Regions from separate parts of the Homo sapiens genome. Here region 1 is linked to region 2. Evidence: chromatin loops called from intact Hi-C (ENCODE). Cell type or tissue: lower lobe of right lung. All regions are shown on one strand. Links, peaks and the distances in the headings refer to the core of each region. The heading gives the core; the rest is flanking DNA. Region 1 overlaps LINC02210-CRHR1 (LINC02210-CRHR1 readthrough). Region 2 overlaps LINC02210-CRHR1 (LINC02210-CRHR1 readthrough).

Region 1 (10,763 bases), core at 1,551-9,550, 65 kb after region 2:
GGCATCCCTCCTACTGCCTGGTTCTCTAGGTGTCAGCTCCCTGCTTAGTTAGATAGCTTCTCCCGTGCTGCTGGTCCAAGGCCTAATACTCTCAGTTTCATCACAGTAGACAAAACTCCAATTCCAGTTACAACCAACCAACCAACCAATAGGAGAAGACTCCAATTGGCTAGGCTTGAATTACCCATCACCTTCTCAACCAATTATTGAAACTCAGAGGTAGAAAGGTACTATGATTGGTCAGGGCTGGATCAGGTGATCACACCCAGGCCAATAATTGTTCCAAAATGGCCACTTTACATTTAGATCGCCTAACTAGAATGGGAATGCACAGTGCTTTGCAGAAAACAGTGGTGAAAGTTCATGACTGGCCCGGGCAACTGATATGGTTAGGCTTTGTGTCCCCACCCAAATCTCATCTTGAATTATAATCTCCATAATCCCCACATGTCGAGGGAGAGACCAGGTGGAGATAATTGAATCATGGGGGCAATTCCCCCATGCTGTTCTCGTGATAGTGAGTGAGCTCTCACAAGATCTGATGGTTTTATAAGGGCCTCTTCCCACTTCGCTTGGCACTTCTCCTTCCTGCTGCCTTGTGAAGAAGGTGCCTTGCTTCTCCTTCACCTTCCACCATGATTGTAAGTTTGCCAAGGCTTCCCCAGCTGTGCAGAACCGTGAGTCAATTAAACCTCTTTCCTTTATAAATTACCCAGTCTTGGGCAGTTCTTTATAGCAGTATGAAAACAGACTAATACAGCAACATAGTGAGATGTCATCTCTAACAAATTTAATTAATTTTTAAAGTGGTGAAACGTCCTAGGCAAATGAATAAATATCTTTTACCTTTCAAATCTCAATTCTCTTTCTTTCTAATCATTCCCATCCAATCCTGGAGCACTACACTACTGATATCTTCATTCTGCCATTTCCTGTCCCCTACCCTGGTGTTTAAATCTCTCCACTCTACCTATTGGGCACAGCTGGCCTGATGAATCAACCCAGCCTGCAGGCCTGATGGATTTTCAGAGTTCAAGGAAGTTCTTCCTTTTCCAGCCATCTTAAATGTCTTCCTACCTCTGCCTGCTGTATCAGCAATTTCACTATTGGTGGTTCATTTTTTAGCTTACTATGACTTGTTCCCATTAAAATGCACATCCCTTTGTGAGTATGCACTCACTGTCTGAACAATTATTTATGATTAGTATTAGTGCTTTATCAGCTTTTTTACATTTTGGTGGGGGAAAGGAGGAGAGACTACAGAGGGCTTACTCGTGTTGGAGGGAGGAAGAGAGGCTGTAGAACCTGGAAGCCAATTCTCCTGATTCAATGAGTCTGTTTCAGGTAAGTCCAGGTGATTGTCGGGAAGCCATGGCCATTCTTATTTTATCTTGGAGAAGCAGCAGCGTTTTATCTTTTTTCTGTCTTCAAAGTTTAAATTTTCTTACCTAAAATTTTAAATTTTGAGGTAATTGGGGAATCCTCTACTCAGTTTCCCATGATAGCAACTTGCAAAACTATAATATTACAACCAAGATATTGATGTTAACACAGTCAGGATACAGAACGTTTCTATCACCATGAGGATCTTCATGTTGCCCTTTTATAGCCATATCTACTTCCCTCCCATCCCTATCTTCTCCTTAACTGATGGCAACCACTGATCTGTTATCCATTTCCATAATGTTGTCATTTCCAGAATGTTATATAAATGGAATCATATGTAACTTTGGGGGATTGGCTTTTCTCACTCAGCATAATTCTCTGGAGATTCATCCAGGTTGTTTTGTGTATCAGTAGTTCTTTCTGACTGTATTAATCCATTCTCACACTGCTATAAAGCTACTACCCGAGACTGGGTAATTTATAAACAAATGAGGTTTAATTGACTCACAGTTCCACATGGCTGGGGAGGCCTCAGGAAACTTACAATCTTGGCAGAAGGGGGAGCAGGCACATATTACACGGCAGCAGGTGAGAGACAGTGAGCAAGTGCAGGGAAAACTGTCTTATAAAACCATTAGATCTCGTGAGAACTCACTATCATGAGAGAAGCATAGGGGAAACTGTCCCTGTGATCCAATCACCTCCTACCAGTTCTCTTCCTCAATACCTCGGGATTACAATTTAAGATGAAATTTGGATGGGGACACAAAGCCTAACAGTGTCACTGAGTATTAGATCATGGTAGGATATACCCCAGTTTATTTAATCATTTCTGTGTTGAAGGACAAGTGGATCATTTTCAGTCTGGGGCTAATACAAATAAATAAAGCATCTATAAACATTTATATACAAGTCTTCATTTCTCTGGGATAAATGCCCAGAAGTACAATTGCTGGGTTGTACAGTAGTTGTATGTTTAGTTTTTGAAAGAAACTGCCAAACTGTTTTCCACGGTGCCTGTACCATTTTACATTCCCACCAGCAATGTATGAGTGACTCAGTTTCTCTGAATCCTTGTCAGCATTTAGTATTATTACTGTTTTATGTTAGCCATCCTGATAGGTACATAGTGATTCTCATTGTGATTGTAACTTGCATTCCCTTAATGATGAACAATGAGCATCTTTTTATGTGCTATTTGCCATATGATGTCTTCTTTGGTGAAATATGTCTTTATGTCTCTTACCTATTTTCTAATTGGATTGTTCGTTTTCTGACTGCTGAGTTTTGAGTGTTCTTTATATATTCTACATACTAGTTCTTTGTTGGATATATGGTTTGCAAATATTTTTCCCAGTATGTAGCTTTTTTTCATCTTTTTAATGCTTTTTAATGGGCCTTTCACAAAACAGAAGCTTTTGTGATGAAGTCCAATTTATTAATTTTTCCTTTTATGGGTGATGCTTTGGGTGTTGAACCTAAGAACTCTTTGCATAGACCTACATCCTGAAGACTTCCTCCTGTTTTTTCAGAAGTTTTATAGTTTTATGTTCTACATTTAAGTTAATGATCCATTTTGAGTTAATTTTAGTATAAGGCGTACGTAAGACTTAGAGGCTTTTTTTTTTTTTAGCACCATTTGTTGAAAAGGCTATTTTCCTCCATTGAATTAGTTTTGTACGTTTGTCAAAAATTAGTTGGGCATATTTGTGTGGGTCTATTTCTGGTTTCTCCATTCTGTTCCATTGATGTATATCTCTCTGCCAATAACATACAGTCTTGTAAGTTATCTTGTATCTTGTATGCCAATAACATTCAGTCTTACTGTAGCTATACAGTGATTACTGTAGCTTGATATGAGATGGACTGATTCCTCCCAATTTATTCTTTTTTTTTTCCAAAATTGCTATTCCTATGGTTTGGATGTTTGTCTCATCTAAATCTCATGTTGAAATTTAATTCTCAATGTTGGAGGTGGGGCCTAATGGGTGTTTTGGTCATAGAGGTGGATCTCTCATGAATAGATTAATGGCCTTCTCTGGAGTGAGTGAGTTCTCATTCAATTAATTCCTGTGAGAGCTGGTTGTTAAAAGAGCCTAGCACACCCTCCTTTTCCTCCTCTCTCTCACAATGCCATCTCTGCACACTCTGGCTCCCTTTTGCCTTCTGCTATGAGCAGAAGTAGCCTGAGGCCCTCGTCGGATGCAGATGCCTAATCTTGAACTTGTAGCCATGAGAATCATGAGCCAAATAAACCATTTTTCTTTAAAAATTACCCAGCCTCTAGTATTTCTTTATAGCAACACAAAACAGACTAAGATAGCTATTCTAGTTCCTTTGTCTTTCCACATAAATTTTAGAGTAATATTGTGTATAGCTACAAAAACTTTTGCAAGATTTTAAAAGGAATTGCATTAAACTCATATATCCTTTTGCGGAGTAAGTCAACATCTTTACTATGTTGAATCTTTCAATCCATGAACATAATACATCTCTCCATTTATTTAGCTGTTCTTTGACTTGTTTAATCTTCTTTTTGTAGTTTTCAGCATACAAATCCTGTAGATTTACACTTAAGTATCTCTTCTTTTTCTTTTTGTAGTTGCACATGGTATTGTATTTTTAATTTTGATATCCAGGTGTTCATTTCTAGTACATAGGAATACAACAGATTTTTGTATGTTTATCTCGTATTCTGTGACCTTGCTGAATTCACTTACTAGTACTAATATTTTGTATATCCCTTGGGAACTTCTACAAAAGCAATCATGTTCTTTTCAAATAGGAACAGTTTTTATTTCTTCCTTTTTAATCTGTATGCCTTTTAATTTCTTGCCTTATTGCACTGGCTAAAACTTTCACAGCACTATGTCATATAAAAGTGGTGACAGCAGACATTTTTGCTTTGTTTTCATCTAAGGCAAAAGCATTCAGTCTTTCACCATTAAGTATAATGTTAGCTGTAGGGTTCTCGTTGATGCTTTTCATCAAGTTGAGAAAGTTCTATTCCAATTTTTCTTTGAATTTTATAATGGATGAGTATTGAATTGTTGTTTAATGGGTGTTGACTTTTCAGCATCAATTGATATAATCATGTTAATGTGGTGGACAACTGGTAAATGGATAAACAAACTGAGCAGCCATTTATACATTGTATGGATGTACCAGTTTATTTATCCATTTACCAGCTGAAGGACATTTGGGGAGTTCCCTGTTTTTGGTGATTATAAATGAAGTCTGTATAAACATTCACAAACAGGTCTTTGTATGTAAATGGTTTTCGTTTCCCTTGGGAAACGAAATGCTACTCAAATACCTATGACTGGCATTGCTAATTTGTATGGTGAGTACATGTTCAACTTTATAAGAAACTGCCAAATTGTTTTCAAAACTGTGCGTCATTTTGCATTACCAAGCAATGTGTGCGAGTTCCAGCTTTGTTCAGCTGGTACTTGATATTGTACCTCAGACTTTCAGAGCCCTTCTTTCTATCTCTGCTGTCTCCCCTTCCTGAGTGCCAGAGAAGAGTGGGTATAGTCACAATAGCAATTTTCCAGAAGCAGAAGGGCTGGCTCTCATAATTCCCCTGCACACTACGAACTTCAGAACTGCAGTTTTTGGGAAGGTGTGACAAGTGTGTTGAGCAGAATCAGGACAAGGGCCAAGGCAGAAGGAGTAGTGGGGGCACAGGGTTGGCAGTGAAGGGTCCAAGTGGCAGCAGTCCACAGTGGCAGGACCTGGAACACTTCGTCTGCTCAGGGCTTGTTGGTAGTGGGAAAGGATCACTTGGGGCCCAGGAGGGGGTCCTGCTGCCTCAGCACCCTCCCTCTGCCCTCCTAAGGTTTCCAGCCATTTCTAACAGAGGAAACTGCAATCTCTTGAGATTCCTGCAGGCCCCAGGGAGGGGGAGAGTTGCCTGAGAACCAGAGGCCTGGCTTGGGGCCCAGTTATGTGACACCTGAATCTTGGGGAGAGTGGCTGTGGGACCAGGCCCCTGGGGCCTCCTGGGACAGTTGGGAACAGGGAGGGGCAGCTCAGGTTTCCTCACTGCTTGGTGTGTGACCTGGGCTCCACCCAGGCAGCAGAATAATGCCAGGCCTTAGCCCCTGCGGTGTAACACCTTTCACCAAGAAATTGCTGTCCCGCTCCTGTTCCACAGGGACTGCTCTGGCCTGGACTTTGGGTCCTGTGGCCTAGAAGTAAAGGGACCAGATCTTAGTCAGGCCTCAGGACAGAAGCCGAGCCAGTCAAATCTGGAGGAGGTGCGTGAGGTGTGTGTGTGTATCTGCGGGGTGGGGAGAGGTGTCATGTGGGGACCAGGAGCTGCCCAATATTCAGTTTCAGTTGATTAGCTGTGTGGCCTTGGACAAGTAATTTAGCCTTTTTAGGCCTGGGTTTGCCTGTTTTTGACTTAAAGGTTTGGACTAGATGGGTGATTTCTCAATTGCATTGAATGTCAGCATTACCTGGGACTTGTTTTTATAAACTACAGATCCCTGGGCTCCACCACAAACCTATTGAATCAGCATCTGTGGGCCTGGGGTCCTGGCTTCTGGCTGTGTAACGGGCTCCAGCCGGTTTTTATATGGCCAGTGTGTCACTGATATCTCCAGACCCACTTACCTAAAAGTTCACCAAGTCCAGCAGCCTAGGGCAACCTCTGGTGGAAGACAGAAAGGCAGGTCCAGGAAGGAGGGAGGAGCCAGAGAAGGGGAGCCAATCAGGGGTCAGAAAGATGGGGGGAGGAACCTGAGAAAGGGAGCCAATCAGTGGCCAGGAAGGTGAGAGGAGGAGCCACTCAGTGGCCTGAAAGGAGGAAGAGGAGCCAGAGAGGGAGAACCAATCAGGAAAAGAGGATGCGGCAGGCTGGGATTCTTCTTGCAAGGGAACCTGAAGCTTTAGTCTGGGCAGGCAGCGAGCTGGACTGGTATCAGAGGAAAAGAAGTCTCTACTTTGGCTGCTTCTGTTTGAGTGTGTCTCCCAGCACCATAAGGCAGGTAGAGAGGGCATCACCTTTGTGGTTCAGGAGAAGGGTTAGCACATCCCTTGTCTGTTTGGAGGCTCAAAGTGGGTCTAGGAGAAACTATATCTGCCTAGAGGGAAAACATATCCTGCAAACCCTAAATAGCCATGGGGAATAAATAGCACTTGGGCCCCGGCCATTCCACCCCCTCTGTGTCTGACTCAGCTTGGAGGACAAAAGAGTCCCCATCTGCTGCTTACTGGCTTTGCGTGTGTGAGCAAGTCACTCAACCTTTCTGACTCTGTTGCCTCCTCTGTAAAATGGGAATAATAATTATACCTGCCCTACCCCCACAAGGCATTGCTCTGGGCATCACCTAAGACAAGGGAGGCGAGGGTGCTCCATCAACTGCAGCATGCTGTGCAATCCATTGGGGCTAGGCACTACCAGAACCCCAGGGAGGAAGGGATGGATGGACAACCCTCCCTTGTCCCACAGTTGGAGCATCTGTGCTTAAAAGAAAACCACTCGAGTGATTATCTTTTATAAATTGTTAGATGGTCACAGATAATCTTCCCTCTGACAACCCACCTCAGTTTCAGAGGCAACAAGTACTATATGAATTTGGTGTGATCCTTTCACACTTAAAAATTTTTTTTCACATATATGCGTGGGCTCATGGGAAATATATATTGTGTGTCAGCACGTGTGTGTGTATGTGTGGCTTGTTTTACACAGAGGGTGGCGCAGTTACATATCACACAGCAAAATGCCTTTTTTAAACTCAAGGTTGTATGTTTGAGATCTAATTAGGTCATTTCTTTTATCTGCCATGTACTGTTCTACCTTGAGTCTCTCTCACATGGCATCTGTTTTGCCTGATGTTAAAATTGTTATGGCGCTAAATCATGTCTTTTCTTACCCCTGGCACAGCCAGATGGGCTGCCTTTGGTTGCAAGCCCAGCAGAGTCAGAAAGAAACTAAGGCTGTCAAGGAAACCTAAGGGTAGGTCTTCAACTCTGGGCCCGGAAGGAGCATCACCTCCACCTGGCCTTGTCTGGTTCATTTACAGCCTGCAGGAAGGAGAGGCGGGGAGACGGGGAGATGGGAGAAGGAGGGAGAGAGAGAGAGAGAGAGAATGTGAATATGAGAACGCTGCCCTGCTCCAAGCTCACCTCGCACCTCTGTCTGGGGAAAGTGGAATGGGAAGAAGCAGGTGGCATCCCCATCATCCCAAGGTGCCCTGCTGCCAACAAGACCTTGGGTGTCCATCCTTCTAGTGCAGTAGCACCACCACCGCCACCCCCCTTCAGGTGAAGGTTGCTAACTTTGAAATCAGGATGGGCTACATAATTTGCAGAGCCCAGTGCACATAAAAATGCAGGGCACTTCTTCAAGAAATATTAAGAATGCATTAGGCCAAAGGCAGACTCCTTCTAAGCATGTGGCTCTGCCTGACTGCACAGGTGGCATTCCCATGAAGCTGGTCCTGCCTGAAACTATCCTCTAAGGGAGTCCTGTTAAGGTGTGGGAGAAAGTGCGCAAAGCTCTGCAAAGGGAAATAGCTGTCATTTTGGAAGCCATCAGGATCTTTTAGTGCAGTCAAGCTGAACCATGGAGGTCATGATGACTAACAGTTCCAGACAGGTTGAAAAGCTCTGATTTGTCCCCTCTAGGGTGGGAACTAAGGACTGGAGAGGCTGCAGAGCCAGCAGATAACTCAGAAGGCCAGGGTACAAATCCTCCCTCTGTCCCTGAGGAGCTGAATGACCATGAGTTTGTTGCTTAGCTTCTCTGTGCCTCAGTTTCCTTATTAAGATAAGGTGCCCTCTTCATAGGATTGCTTGGAAGATTAACCCTAAAACTATGGAGAAGCTGAGGACATTTCCTGGCATATAATGTTCGATAATCTGGGCTGATGTTAGATATCCTTTCTGTGAGCTTTGGTTTCTTTCCTAGGATAATATAATGGGGAAAGGTAGAAGGTAAAGATGGATCTAGAGTCAGGAGTTCTGGGTTCTCTGCTACTAACCACCTGCTTACCAAGGCAGGTCACTGTCCCCTTAAGAGTCTCACTTCTAAAATTTAAGGGAGGGGGTGAGGTATGACTTTCCTTCCAGCTTTATAATTCTGTTTCCAAGGAATTCCACCTGTTCCTCTCATTGGTTTATCCCAGTGTACCCAGTGTATTAGTCTGCTTTCATGCTGCTGATAAAGAAATACCCGAGACCGGGCAATTTACAAAAGAAAGAGGTTTAATTGGACTTACAGTTCTATGTGGCTGGGGAAGCCTCACAATCATTGTGGAAGGCAAGGAGGAGCAAGTCACATCTTACGTGGATGGTGGCAGACAAACAGAGTGAGCTTATGCAGGCAAACTCCCATGTTTTAAAACCATCAGATCTCATGAGAGTCATTCACTATCATGAGAACAGCACAGGAAAGACCCGCCCCCATAATTCAATCACCTCCCACCGGGTTCCTCCCATGACACGTGGGAATTGTGGGAGTTACAATTCAAGATGAGATTTGGGTGGGGACACAGCCAAACCATATCACCCGACATTTATTTTCTCTGAGGTTTAAGAAATTTCTCCGCTTATCTGACTGCAAATCTTTCTCATTAGTTAAAGTCCACTTCTTTTCCTGCCCTTTGTGTGAAAACAACTGGTTGGTGACCCATTTTACAGACTCAGAAACTGAGGCACATTGAGAACCATCTGCTCTCCAGGTGGAACAACCCCAGTCCCTTTAATATGCCCTTGCATTGGCCCTTCACTGCACTGTGACCTCTGCCCACTGCACATCCCAGGAATGTCCACCACTCCTGCATTTAGAGACCCACACAGGTCACTCCTGCCAGCCAGGCACAGGGCTCGGCCCCTCAGATCTGTCTAATATTCTCAGTGCCTGTAGGGAAGCAGATCTTGTTACATATCTTGTTTTCCAGCTAGAGAAGCGGGCTCCTGGAGCCCAGACTGAGGGTGGAGTGAGGTTCCTGTAGGTAACTTGTGAGACCCCCTAATGCTGTGAGGCAGAGCCCCAGACCCTGCGACCCTGTGGGGGTCAGCCTTTCCTGGAGAAAAGCTTTCTCCCAGCACTTACCAAGCCTCTCTCCCTGCAGCTGGCATGAGGGATGTTGCTCCTCTGCCAAACCCACACTCTGGGGTGAACACAGCTCTGGGCATGCCAGCTGCTGCCCTGGCCCCTTTACTGCCACTCAGGAAGACACACGTGAGTGCCATTCAGTGCCAGTGTCCTTGTCAGGGGGCAAGCCTCAAACCTGTCCCCTTCCTACCAGGCCCCTGATCAGCTCCAGCACTAGCACAATGCAGAATCAATATCTATTTGGGGGGATTATTGAATGTCCATCTCCTCCACTAAAATAACCTCTTTGGGTGGTGTGTTGGGGCGGGGGCATGACTTGTTCACGGAAATATGCCCAGAGTCTAACACACTTCCTGGCACAAGGAGGTGCTCAGTACACATTCAATGTGTGAGCACATGGATCTGCTGTGATTTATTTATTTTTTAAACTTTATTTATTTATTTGTATTTTGAGACAGGGTCTCACTCTGCCACCCAGGCAGAAGTGCAGTGGCACAATCATGGCTCACTGCAGCCTCAACCTCCTGGGCTCAAGAGATCCTCCCACCTCAGCCTCCCAAGGTAGCTGAGACCACAGGTATGTGCCACCACGCCCAGCTAATTTTTGACTTTTTGTAGAGACGGAGCCTAGGCTGGTCTTGAACTCTTGGGCTCAAGTGCTTCTTCTGCCTTGGCTTCCCAAAGTGTTGGGATTACAGGTGTGAGCCACCATGCCTGGCCCCACTGTGATTTATTGAAAGTCAACCTCTGGCCCAGGCATGGTGGCTCATGACTGTAATCCTAGCACTTTGGGAGGCCGAGGTGGGTGGATAACCTGAGGTCAGGAGTTTGAAACCAGCCTGGCCAACATGGTGAAACCCTGTCACCACAAAAAATACAAAAATTAGCTGGGTGTGGTGGTGCACACCTGGAATCTAAGCTACTAGGGAGGCTGAAGCTGGAGAATCACTTGAGCCCGGGAGGCGGAGGTTGCAGTGAGCTGAGATTGCATCATTGCACTCCAGCCTGGGCAACAAAGTGAGACTCTCTCAAAAAAAAAAAGAGGAAGAAGAAGAAGAAAGTCAGCATCTGGCAGATACTGGCCCTTTACTTTATTAGCAAATTCCTGGAGGCCCATCTTTCACGGGATTACTACACAGGGGTGCTGATTTAGAAAAGTGCTATTTTATGTGTTATGCTCTGAGGGTTCATTCATGCAGGCAGTGTGTAATGAGCACTCGCTACATGCCAGGCCCTGAGGACAGAGCAGTAAAGGAGCCGATGTCCTTGCCTGCATGGAGGTCCCATCCAAGTGAGGAGACAGTTA
Region 2 (10,763 bases), core at 1,149-9,148:
AAACTCCAATTCAATCAGGGAAAGAGCCGGGCATCCTCTTAGCCATTCCTGATAATAGGTTTTTTACTAGCTGTGTGCTTGTTAATTATGCCTGAGTTGCGAGAAAGTTTAAGGCATTGGTAACGAGCTCTGCCATTTACTAGCTCTGTTCCCTCAGGCAAGTTATCTAGCCTTGCTGGACCTTAGTTTCTCCATCTGTAAAACGGAGATAATTCTATCTACCCTCAAAAGGTCTAATGATTCAATAAGTCCTTAGAAAGTCTGGCACATCGTGGATACTATTAAGTATTGCCTGATAAGGATAATCAAAATATTTTCCATATAGTTTAATTACATTGAGCTCTCATTTTGAGTCTGTGAGGGCTAAGTCATTAAAACATCAATCATTTGTACTTTTCATAAAGTCCAAGTTCAAGAACATGTGTAGGTATTACAGCTACCTGAGCCAGGGGGCCGAACCTGACTTCCGAGAGCCAAGATTCTGACGCCCAGGAGGGCAGAACTAGGTAAGCAGCATCCCCTCCTTCCTGGATCCTATTCTTTTAAGGTCCATCCCTGCCAGGTTGGCTTCAAGTCACACAGACACAGCCCACCTTGGCTTTTTCGACCAGGCTGAAGGCAGCCCTAGTGTGTACGGAGTTGGTTCCTTCCGGTGGGTTCGTGGTCTCACCAACTTCAGGAATGGAGCCACGGACCTTCGCATGAGTGTTACAGCTCTTAAAGATGGCACGGACCCAAAGAGCCAGCAGCAGCAAGATTTATTGTGAAAAGCGAAAGAACAAACCTTCAACAAAGCTTCCACAGCATGGAACAGGGACCCAGGAGGTTGCCTGCTGGCTGAGGTTGGGTGGGCTTAGGGGGTGGCTAGCTTTATTCCCTGATTGTCCCCTCCCATGTTCTGTTTCTGTCCTATCAGAGTGCCCTTTTTTCAATCCTCCCCGCAATTGGCTACTTTTAGAATCCTGCTGATTGGTGCATTTTACAGAGCGTTGATTGGCTCATTTTACAGAGCGCTGATTGGTGCGTTTTTCTTTTTTGAGATGGAGTCTTGCTCTGTCGCCCAAGCTGGAGTGCAGTGGCGCAATCTCGGCTCACTGCAAGCTCCGCCCACCGGGTTCAGGCCATTCTCCTGCCTCAGCTTCCCAAGTAGCTGGGACTACAGGCGCCCGCCACCACACCCGGCTAATTTTTTGTATTTTTAGTAGAGATGGGGTTTCACCGTGTTAGCCAGGATGGTCTCGATCTCCTGACCTCGTGATCCGCCCGCCTTGGCCTCCCAAAGTGCTGGGATTACAGGCGTAAGCCACCACGCCCAGCCGATTGGTGCATTTTACAATCCTCTTGTCAGACAGGAAAGTTCCCCAAGTCCCCACTCTACCCAGGAAGTCCAGCTGGCCTCACCTCCAACTAGACTCGGCCATGGGGACCCTGCTTCACCGTTCTGAGTGTCTGCTTCTCTTGGCAATGGCAGAGAAGTTTATCTCCCCTGCTGTGGGGCAGTGGCAAAGTGGAAAGGAGAAAAGTTCAGTATCTGGCAGGAATGTGTTTCTTTAACATTTCTCTGTGCGAGAATGGGAAGAGTGGCACTGGGATGGGTTTTCTGCCATCACTGCTCAGGGCCTAAGAGCCAGGGTGGAGTAGCCCCCTTGCCCTGCTGAACTCGTGAAGGTGAGAATACCATAGGCAGCCCTTGGAGGGTAGGGGAGGGAATGAATAGGGTGGTTTGAAGAAAACTGATCTTGGCTCTGCTGACCCTGGCCTGGGCCAGGCAGCTCCCTAAGGGCATTGTATTATAACTGTTGGTAGAGGGGCTGCAAGATTGTGGGAGCATCCCCACAACCGGGTTGTGTCCAGAAAGTGTTCCCGCCCCTGCCCTTTTTTTTTTGAGACTGGGTTTTCTTATGTTGACCAGGCTGGTCTCGAACTCCTGAGTTCAAGCAATCCTCCTGCCTCAGCCTCTCGAGTAGCTGGGACCACAAGCACGCGCCACCACGCCCAGCTTTCCCACCCTCTTCTTCATCATTTTGCTTTCCTGGCCACAGGAGCAGAGGCTTTTGTGCCTGGCATCTCACCCCTTGGCCCTCTTCCAACCCCAGCTCCAGCAGCTGCCCCTCACTGTGCCTTTTCGGCTCAGTCCTTGCACAGGTGCAACCTGGAATGGCAATGGTGGGAGGAGGAAGTGGGAGGCAAGAGGAGGGGGATAGGTGCTTCAGCCTCCCGGCCTTCAGGGAGTCGATTCTGATGTGTACTCCACACCGCTTCAGGCCCACTTAAGAACCACCTCATTAACCCTCCTCACCCCCTGATTGCTTCACATGGTTGCCTCCCCGGTTAACCACCTGCATCCAAGTTGTCTCTGGCCCTGCTTCCTGGGAGCTGCACGCTCAGATCGCACGTGACTGCCATCCCCGTGAAGGTGATTGGCCAAAAGATAGAGTGTGTCCCCAAGCAGGGCCAATCAGAATCCTCCCCTGGGCAAACACGAGCTGCTCACGTGTAGGCACTGCGTAGGCTGCAGGTGGTGCCCAGCACGTGGAGGCGGCGGGATCTGGGATGTGCGAGAGAGGGTGAGACCCCTGCGAAAGAAGAGACAAGCAGGCGTGAGAGACTAGGGGAGCGTCTTGGGGTTTTGAGCACCTGAGGCTCTGGTTGCTTCCTTGGGTCTATGAGTCCCAGCTTTCCCAGCCACATGAGGTCTAACTTTCCTGGAGCTGGGGTGAACTGGGTCTGTTACTCAACTGAGAGAGACCAGGCTAAGAGGATGTTTCTGTCTTCCCTCAGGAACGAGGGGTCCCTGAGGGAAAGGACTGGGGCTCCTTCATCTCTATGATCCTAGTGCAGTGTCTGAAGGCATCAGGTACGTCATGATGAATGAATGAGTGAATGAATGAGTGAATGAGTGAATGAATGAATGAATGAAGAAAGGAGCGAACGAGAGAGTGGGTACATTGTGGATATCTTTTGCTGTTCTTCCTCCCTGCCATCACTGGGCCTACCTTCAACAGTCTCTTTTCCTATGAAATAGAAACAAGATAATTAGGCTTTAGATGGTGAAGTATTGCAGAGTAAAAAAACTTGAGTAAATGATTCAGGTCCCTTGTATAGGAGAAAAGGTGGGGCAAAGGAAAGATGGAAACCGAAGGCACCTAGTGATGCACACTCTTGATACATTACTTTAAAAATTTTTGACAACCCCACGGAGTAGGCATTATCCCTGTCTTACAACTGTGTAAACTGAGGCACAGGGTGGTCAAGTACTTTGCCTGAGGTTTTACAGATAGTAATCAGTAGACCCGGGGTTTGATTTAAGCCGTTCTCATAGGTGTTAGGTGGTATCTTGTAGCTTTAATTTGTATTTTCCTAATGTCTAATATTGTTGGGCATCTTCTATGTCCTTATTTGCCATCTTGTTTAGTTCATACTTGTTCAAATTTTTTGTCCATTAAAAAAATTGGTTGTTTACTGGTTGTTTATTGGCTTGCTATTGAGTTTTGAGAGCGTTTTTTTTTTAATTTTCTGGATACTAGTCCTTTATCAGATATACGTTTTGCAGATAGTTTCTTTTTTTTATATTTTTTTAAATTATACTTTAAGTTCTAGGGTACATGTGCACAATGTGCAGGTTTGTTATGTACGTATACATGTGCCATGTTGGTGTGCTGCACCCATTAACTCGTCATTTACATTAGATATATCTCCTAATGCTATCCATCCCCCCTCCCCCGACCCCATGACAGGCCCCGGTGTGTGATGTTCCCCACCCTGTGTCCAAGTGTTCTCATTGTTCAGTTCCCACCTATGAGTGAGAACAAGCTGTGTTTGGTTTTCTGTCCTCGCGATAGTTTGCTGAGAATGATGGTTTCCAACTTCATCCATGTCCCTACAAAGGACATGAATTCATCCTTTTTTATGGCTGCATAGTATTCCATGGTGTATATGTGCCACATTTTCTTAATCCAGTCTATCATTGATGGACATTTGGGTTGGTTCCAAGTATTTGCTATTGTGTATAGTGTCACAATAAACATACGTGTGCATGTGTCTTTATAGTAGCATGATTTATAATCTTTGTGTATATACCCAGTAATGGGATTGCTGGGTCAAATGGTATCTCTAGTTTTTGCAGATAGTTTCTATCAGCCTATAGCCTTCTTCATTTTCTTAATGGTATGTCTTGAAGAGCAGAGTTTTTTTTTATCTTGATATAGTACAGCTTATCCATTTTTACTTTTATGCTTGGTCCTTTTTGTGCCCTGGACCTGGAATCTAAACCCAGATCTGTGAATGTCAAAGTCCTTCTTCTTATTACATCTCACGTAGTGTTGCCTCAAAGTCTATTCTAAGGCCAGTGCCAGGCACCATGAGAGTCACCCAAGGAGCTTGCTTACAACTGTGGAGAATCTGCTTCTATGGGCCTGGGTAGACCTGGGAACCTGCATATTTTATAAACTCTCCAGGTGACTGGGTGATCAGCCAGGTGTGGAAGGGGCTCTAATGCAGGGACCCTGACACCCCTGAGCCTTTAGACCTGGTGGCTTCTTGGCCTCTTTTCTCCTCTCCTCTCCTCTTCTTTTTCTCTCTCTCTTTTTTTTTTTTTTTTTTTTTTGGTGGAGTCTTACGCTGTCACCTAGGCTGGAGTGCAGTGGCACAATCTTGGCTCACTACAACTCCACCTCCTGGGTTCAAATGATTCTCCTGCCTCAGCCTCCCGAGTAGCTGGGATTATAGGTGCGCGCCACCATGCCTAGCTAATTTTTGTATTTTTAGTAGAGACAGGGCTTCACCATGTTGGCCAGGCTGGTCTCGAACTCCTGACCTCAGGTGATCAACCCGCCTCGGCCTCCCAAAGTGCTGGGATTACAGGCATGAGCCACCACACCTGGCCTTCTTGGCCTCTTTCTAGCTGCCTCCTGTAAAGTGCTGGTGATGGTGACATTTCTAGGTCTGTTTCTTATGTGTCCCTTCCCCTGCCTTCCTCCCCAGCTCCTTAACACAGTATTTGACATTCAGCAGATGATGAAGACATGCTTTTAAACCAAGCGACCCACTCTCTACCAGTAGAGGCGAGTGGCAACCTCACTCCACAGCTGGCACTAAGCGAGCCAAGTAGAAACCATATAATTACTGACCTTGGTTTAGAGTGCTCTCCTTTAGCTCCTTCCCTCCCCAGCCGTGGGCGGCCACTTAAGCCGGTTGCCTCACCCTCTAGCCCAGCCAGAGGCTTCCACACCTAGAGAAACTGTTATTTTAAAGTAGCTCCAAGATTGGCTCACGGAGTTGAAAAGGACACTTGTGTAAGTGAACAGCTATGGCAGCCTCCAAATAAAAGAAAACTGGATTAATTTGGAACAGGGGATGGGAGTGGGGAAACGAAGTGTGTTTTGGCTTAGGAGCAAAACAAGCATCTAGAGGTTTAGCAACTTTCTCTGGCATGTCAGATTGTGACATGTCATAGGGTCAGAAGTGAATGCTGTAGGGTGACAAAGATGGTCACCTGCTTTCCCCCAGCCAACTGGGACTTCTTGGGGAACAGAAATGATTTCCTTCCCCCACCCTCAAAGGGAGCAGCAATAAGAAAACTAAGATCTATTGCCAGGGTTTTATATTTTATTTAATCCTTCCAATAACCCATAGGGTCAATATTATTCACATTTTTCACATGGGCAAACTGAGGCTCAAGAGGTTATAAGGATAGCCAGGATATGCTGGAGCCAGGATTAGGAATGTAGCAGAGGCTGAGCCATGTAATAAAGAGGCCTCAAAATACACTGCTTTAAAGAATGTTGACAGTTATTTCTTCCTCATAAAACATCTCCAGGTCAGTAGGAAAGCTCTGCTCCAGGCAGTCACTCAGGGACTCAGGATCCTGCTATCTGTGGCTTCACAGGTTTCTGGAATTGGGGTCAGCAATCTTTTTCTGTAAAGAGCTCGATTGTATTTTAGACCATGCAAGGCACGTGGTCTCTGTCCTGACTACTCAACTCTTGTATTGTGACAGTAGACATAGACAATATGTAAATCAGTGGGCATGGCTGTGTTTTAATAAAACTTTATTTACAAAACAGGCTGGATTTTTGGTTCAAGGGCTGTAGTTTGTTGATCACCATCCTAGGAGGGTGGTTCTCAAAGTATACTCCCAGGGAACTAGCAGTATCAGGGTCATTTGGAAACAGAAGTACAGCTTTTGCGGTGAGTGCCAAGGCCCTACTGAATTAGAAACTCTGGGGTTGAGACCCAGTGATGTGTGTTTTAACAAGTCCTCCAGGTGATTCGTATGCATGCTGCGGTTTAAGCATCATCACTGTTATGGGGTCCTACCTCTCAGCCCTGGCTGCATCTGAGCATCACCTGGAGAGTTTTAAAAACTCCTAATGCCTGGGCCATATCTCAGGGCCATTACCTTGGACTCTCTAGGGGTGGAACCAGAACTTTTAAAGCTGCCTGCTGATTCCAGAGTATTGCAAAGCACTGGCCTAGAGCGGCGTTATCACTGGTGTGGTTAAAGCTGGCTTGCCACCTGGCTTCCAACCACACCTGCTTCTCCAAGGTGGGGCACCCAGTGCTCCCTGAGATCTGGGTTTTGGTTTTTTCCTTTGTCTTATCCCCCAACCCCCTGGCACCCTGGCTCCTTCCTAGAAACTCTCTATGGGGCTTTGTGATTAGGGAGGACCTCAGTTCAAGTTTGTCGACTAACCGATCTCTGGTTAGGAGTGTTGCAATACGGGGTTGGGGGGATGACCTGTGCGGGTGAAGGAGTGTGGAATGGAAACAAACCAGGAGAGGAAGGAGGGAGGGGAGAGAGCAGGAGGAGGACTTGGATGTAGAAGCACCTGGCACAGTGGCATGTCACCAAGATTCAGTGAAGGCCAGTTCCCTTCCCCGCCTTTTCCTCCCCAGCTCCATCCAGCACCTGGTAGGTGCACAGCCTTCTGGAGGGAAGGGAATGCTATAGGGTGACAAAGAGCAGTCCCTGGGTGCTGCCAAGCCTTCCTTTATACAGTGAGCACTTAGCGTTGACAGTGTGCCTGGTAGTACAGTTGTCCCCCAGTATCTGTGGGAGATTTGTTCCAGGACCCCCATGAATACCAAGATTATCAGGTGCTCAGATCCTTTAGTATTCTAAATGCTTTATATGAATTAATGCATTAAATCCTCACGGCAACCCGGAGGGTAGGCACTGTAATTACCTCCATTTTACAGATGGGGAGCTGAGGCTTTAAGAAGTTAGGTGACCTGCACATGGTTACACAGGTGGTAAGTGGTTGAGCCAGGAGTCAATTCAGGAAGTTTGGCTCCAGAGCTAAGCTCTGCTGTCTTCTCTTCATAACTGCAATGGTGGCCTTTTTTTTTTTTTTTTTTTTTTTTTTTTTTGAGACGGAGTTTTGCTCTTGTTGCCCAGGCTGGAGTGCAATGGTGCAATCTTGGCTCACCACTACCTTTGCCTCCCGGGTTCAAGCGATTCTCTTGCCTCAGCCTTCCAAATAGCTGAGATTACAGACATGCGCCACCACGCCTGGCTAATTTTTTTTTTTTTTTTTAGCAGAGACGAGGGTTCTCTGTGTTGGTCAGGCTGGTCTCGAACTCCCGACCTCAGGTGATCCACCCTCCTTGGCCTCCCAAAGTGCAGGAATTACAGGCGTGAGCCACTGCGCCTGGGCCCGTGGTGGTATTTTTATTCCCATTTTACAGATGAAGAAACTGGGGCCATGCAACTTGCTCAAGATCACAGAGCCAGGAGGTGGTAGAGGCAGGACTCGAACCCAGATCTCCCTGCCAGCAAAGCCCTTGGATTTGCCAGCTTGCCCCACAGCCTGCATCAGGTTCCCCTCCCTTCTTCCCTCCATCTGTCCACCCAGCTTATTCTGGGTTTGCACGTGTGGGGCTGACTCATAGGGAGCAGGAGAGCCCATCCTCTGGAGTGAGAAGGCAGATTTTATTTCTGTTCAGAGCATCTTGGGCTGGTGCTGGGAGAGCTGCCAAGCCCAGCTGACACATTTTCTTCTGCCAAGGCTACTGAGTGGGTAGGCAGCCCCGGGGGGCTCTAGAGGGCCCCAAGACACCAACTCCTCAGATGTGTCTCAGCACCTAGGGGAAAGATGGGGATACCTGCTTCCTCTGCCTTAACTGCCATCTCTTTCCCTAAGGGAGTTTCCTGGGGCTAAAATTCCAGTTGCTAAAATCTTCCTCATTTCTCTGCTCTGGTCCAAAGCTGAAAGGAACCCCAAGAAGCCATTTGTTCAAGGCTTTTGCTTTTAGGCAATCAAGGTAGTCCTGGTTGTTCCCATTTTACAGATCACAGAAGCCAGCTGTGGTTCTCACTGGCTTGTCCTCCTTCCCGTTAGCCCTATGATACTTCCCAAATGTCCTTTTTCCTATCAGATCATTTCTCCTATCAAATGAGCATAAGAATCCCAGGGCACTTGCTAACTTTCTGGATCACCTGTCCGCTGCTGTAAAAAATTAGGAAGCAGTCGGTTAGAGCTGGGGCCCTTTACCAGATGCAGTGGCTAATGCCTGTAATCTCAGCACTTTGGGAGGCTGAGGCAGGTGGATCACCTGAGATCAGGAGTTGAAGACCAGCATGGCCAACATGGTGAAACCCCATCTCTACTAAAAATACAAAAATTAGCTGGGCGTGGTGGTGGGCGCCTGTAATCCCAGCTACTCGGGAGGTTGAACCTGGGAGGCAGAGGTTGCAGTGAGCCGAGATTGCACCACTGCACTCCAGCCTGGGTGACAGAGTGACACTCCATCTCAAAAAAACAAAAAAGAGCTGGGGCCCTTTAACAAGCACTGCAGGTGACTCTCATCATCTGGGATAATGGGAAATACTGGCACACAGAGACCTCCCAATGGGTGCCAGGATTCTCCCCCACTTAAGGTTCAAACCCCGACTGACTGTCTTAGCTGTGCCCCAAATTGTTACAATTGCCCCCCGCCTCTTGGATGAGTCTTGTGGGTTTGGCGGCTCATTCCCCTCCAAGCCCAACTCAGGCCATTAGAATGGGGCTGCAGGATGGTGTGGTGTGCCTGCATCCCCCACCCCGCCCACCCTTGCCCCTGGCCAGTCCTGCCTTATCCTCCAGGGGCTGTTCGCTGAGGATCATGGAGACCTTGGCAGTGTCCTCAGATCTATGGCTATCTTAGCCTCACTTCAGCCAGACACGCCAACACTCAGGGCTCCCCATTTGCCAAGGGTCCCTAGCCCATTTGTTTCTGTTCTATGTAAGAAAAGCCAAAAGTCACTGGAGAGGACATTTGTTTCAAGTTGTGATGGTTTCATAATATGTCTAAAAATTCGTTGAGCCTCCTTCCTGAAGTGGCAGAGCCTAATTTTCCTCTCCTTGAGTGTGGGTGGACTCAGTGACTTCCTTCTAATGCAGAAAGTAGAAACAAGAATATGTGACTTCTGAGACTAGGTCATGAAAGGCACCATGGCTTCCTTCTCTTTCCTGGATTACTCACTGCAAGGGAAAGCCAGCTGCCATGTTGTGAGGATACTCAAGCAACCCAGTGGAGAGATGGTGAGAAACTGAAGCCTCCTGCCAATAGCTAGCAAAGAAACGAGGCCTTTTGCCAAGAGCTGTGGGAATAAGCCATCTTGGAAGCCGAACCACCATCCCCAGTCAAGCCTTCGGAGAACTGCAGCCCAGGCCAATGTTTTGTCTGCAACCTCATTAGAGACCCTAAGCCAGAACCACCCAGCCAAGCTGCTGCTGAATCTCTGATTCACAGAAGCTGTGAGATACCAAACGTTTGTTGTTTTAAGCTACTAAGTTGTGGGTCATTTTTTAAATGCAATGATGGGAAACTAATACACAAGTCAGGAGCCACAGCCTTCATCGACAAGCTGAGTGGGTAGGTGAGAGGACTGAGGCAGGCGTGGTACCCAAAGACCTGGACAGAGAACCAGCATTTGTCAGGATGGAGTGCAGTGCTTGGATGTGTGTCCTTCCATTTACTGTTAGTGCTATTACCCCTGTTGTCCATGTCAGGAAACTGGGGCTCAGATAGGTCAGGTCATGTGACCAAGGTTGCCGAGCTCATCGGTGGCACAGCCAGGATTTGAGCCCAGTCTGTCTGCTCTGGTCCATACTTTCCCACTCTTGATGCTGTCTTGATGATCTCAGTGATTTTTGGGCAAGACCCACCGCTTTTGGGGCTTGCATAGAACTTGAGCCGACTGCATGCATATTGATGAGAAGGTTGAACCTGGTGCTCTCTGGCCCTGGATTCTCTAAGTAAGGTGTGTGAACCCTGCTCTCATAGCCTTTGCCCTGTAGGGTGCCCCAGGGTAGGTCAGCTCTGTCTGCTAAAGATCTAGTGAGCCAAGGATGAGGATGTGACAGCTTGGCTTTAAGAGCTCCTGTGCAAACGTGTAGCTTCCTTCAGCAATACCATCTCCTGATTCTCCCTCACAGACATGTGTGCCCAGGTCTGTTTGCAATGACACCAACATCACCCCTGCCCTTGGCCTTGCCCCTCTCTTCACCTCCGTCCTGATTCCTGCTCTGTAGCCACACAGATGCCAACAGCTGGCACTTGTCCAAGAAACATGTGCTCAAGGTCAGGTGCAGTGGCTCATGCCTGTAATCCTAGGTTTTTGGGAAGCTGAGGAGGGAGGATTGCTTGAGGCCAGGAGTTCAAGACCAGCCTGGGCAACATGGGGGTCCTTGTCTCTACTAAAAAAAAAAAAAAAAAAAAAAAAGCTGCACATAGTGCCATGCCTATGGTCCCGGCTACTTGGGAGGCTGAGGCAGGAG

The links. Peaks named below come from ENCODE experiments on the same cell type or tissue, not always from the same donor. Only the 100,000 strongest peaks of a DNase experiment are listed, where the experiment ranks them.
Region 1: it touches region 2 in a loop (5-fold over the local background); 5 of 110 quality-filtered maps call a loop at or near these places.

What each region holds. Positions count from the first base shown.
Region 1 is chr17:45,734,581-45,745,343 of GRCh38, forward strand. All of the region lies in intron 3 of LINC02210-CRHR1 (LINC02210-CRHR1 readthrough), which reads left to right. LOC107985028 (a long non-coding RNA gene) reads right to left here and starts at 99. Exons shown (of 2, transcript XR_001752915.2): 1 at 1-99. In lower lobe of right lung, for the core only: no CTCF peak of the experiment used is centred there; a DNase peak (open chromatin) is centred at 5,351; H3K27me3 peaks cover 1,179 bases.
Region 2 is chr17:45,670,046-45,680,808 of GRCh38, forward strand. All of the region lies in intron 3 of LINC02210-CRHR1 (LINC02210-CRHR1 readthrough), which reads left to right. It overlaps LOC105371802 (a long non-coding RNA gene), which reads right to left and starts at 870. Exons shown (of 3, transcript XR_002958155.2): 1 at 785-870. In lower lobe of right lung, for the core only: no CTCF peak of the experiment used is centred there; a DNase peak (open chromatin) is centred at 5,176; H3K27me3 peaks cover 611 bases.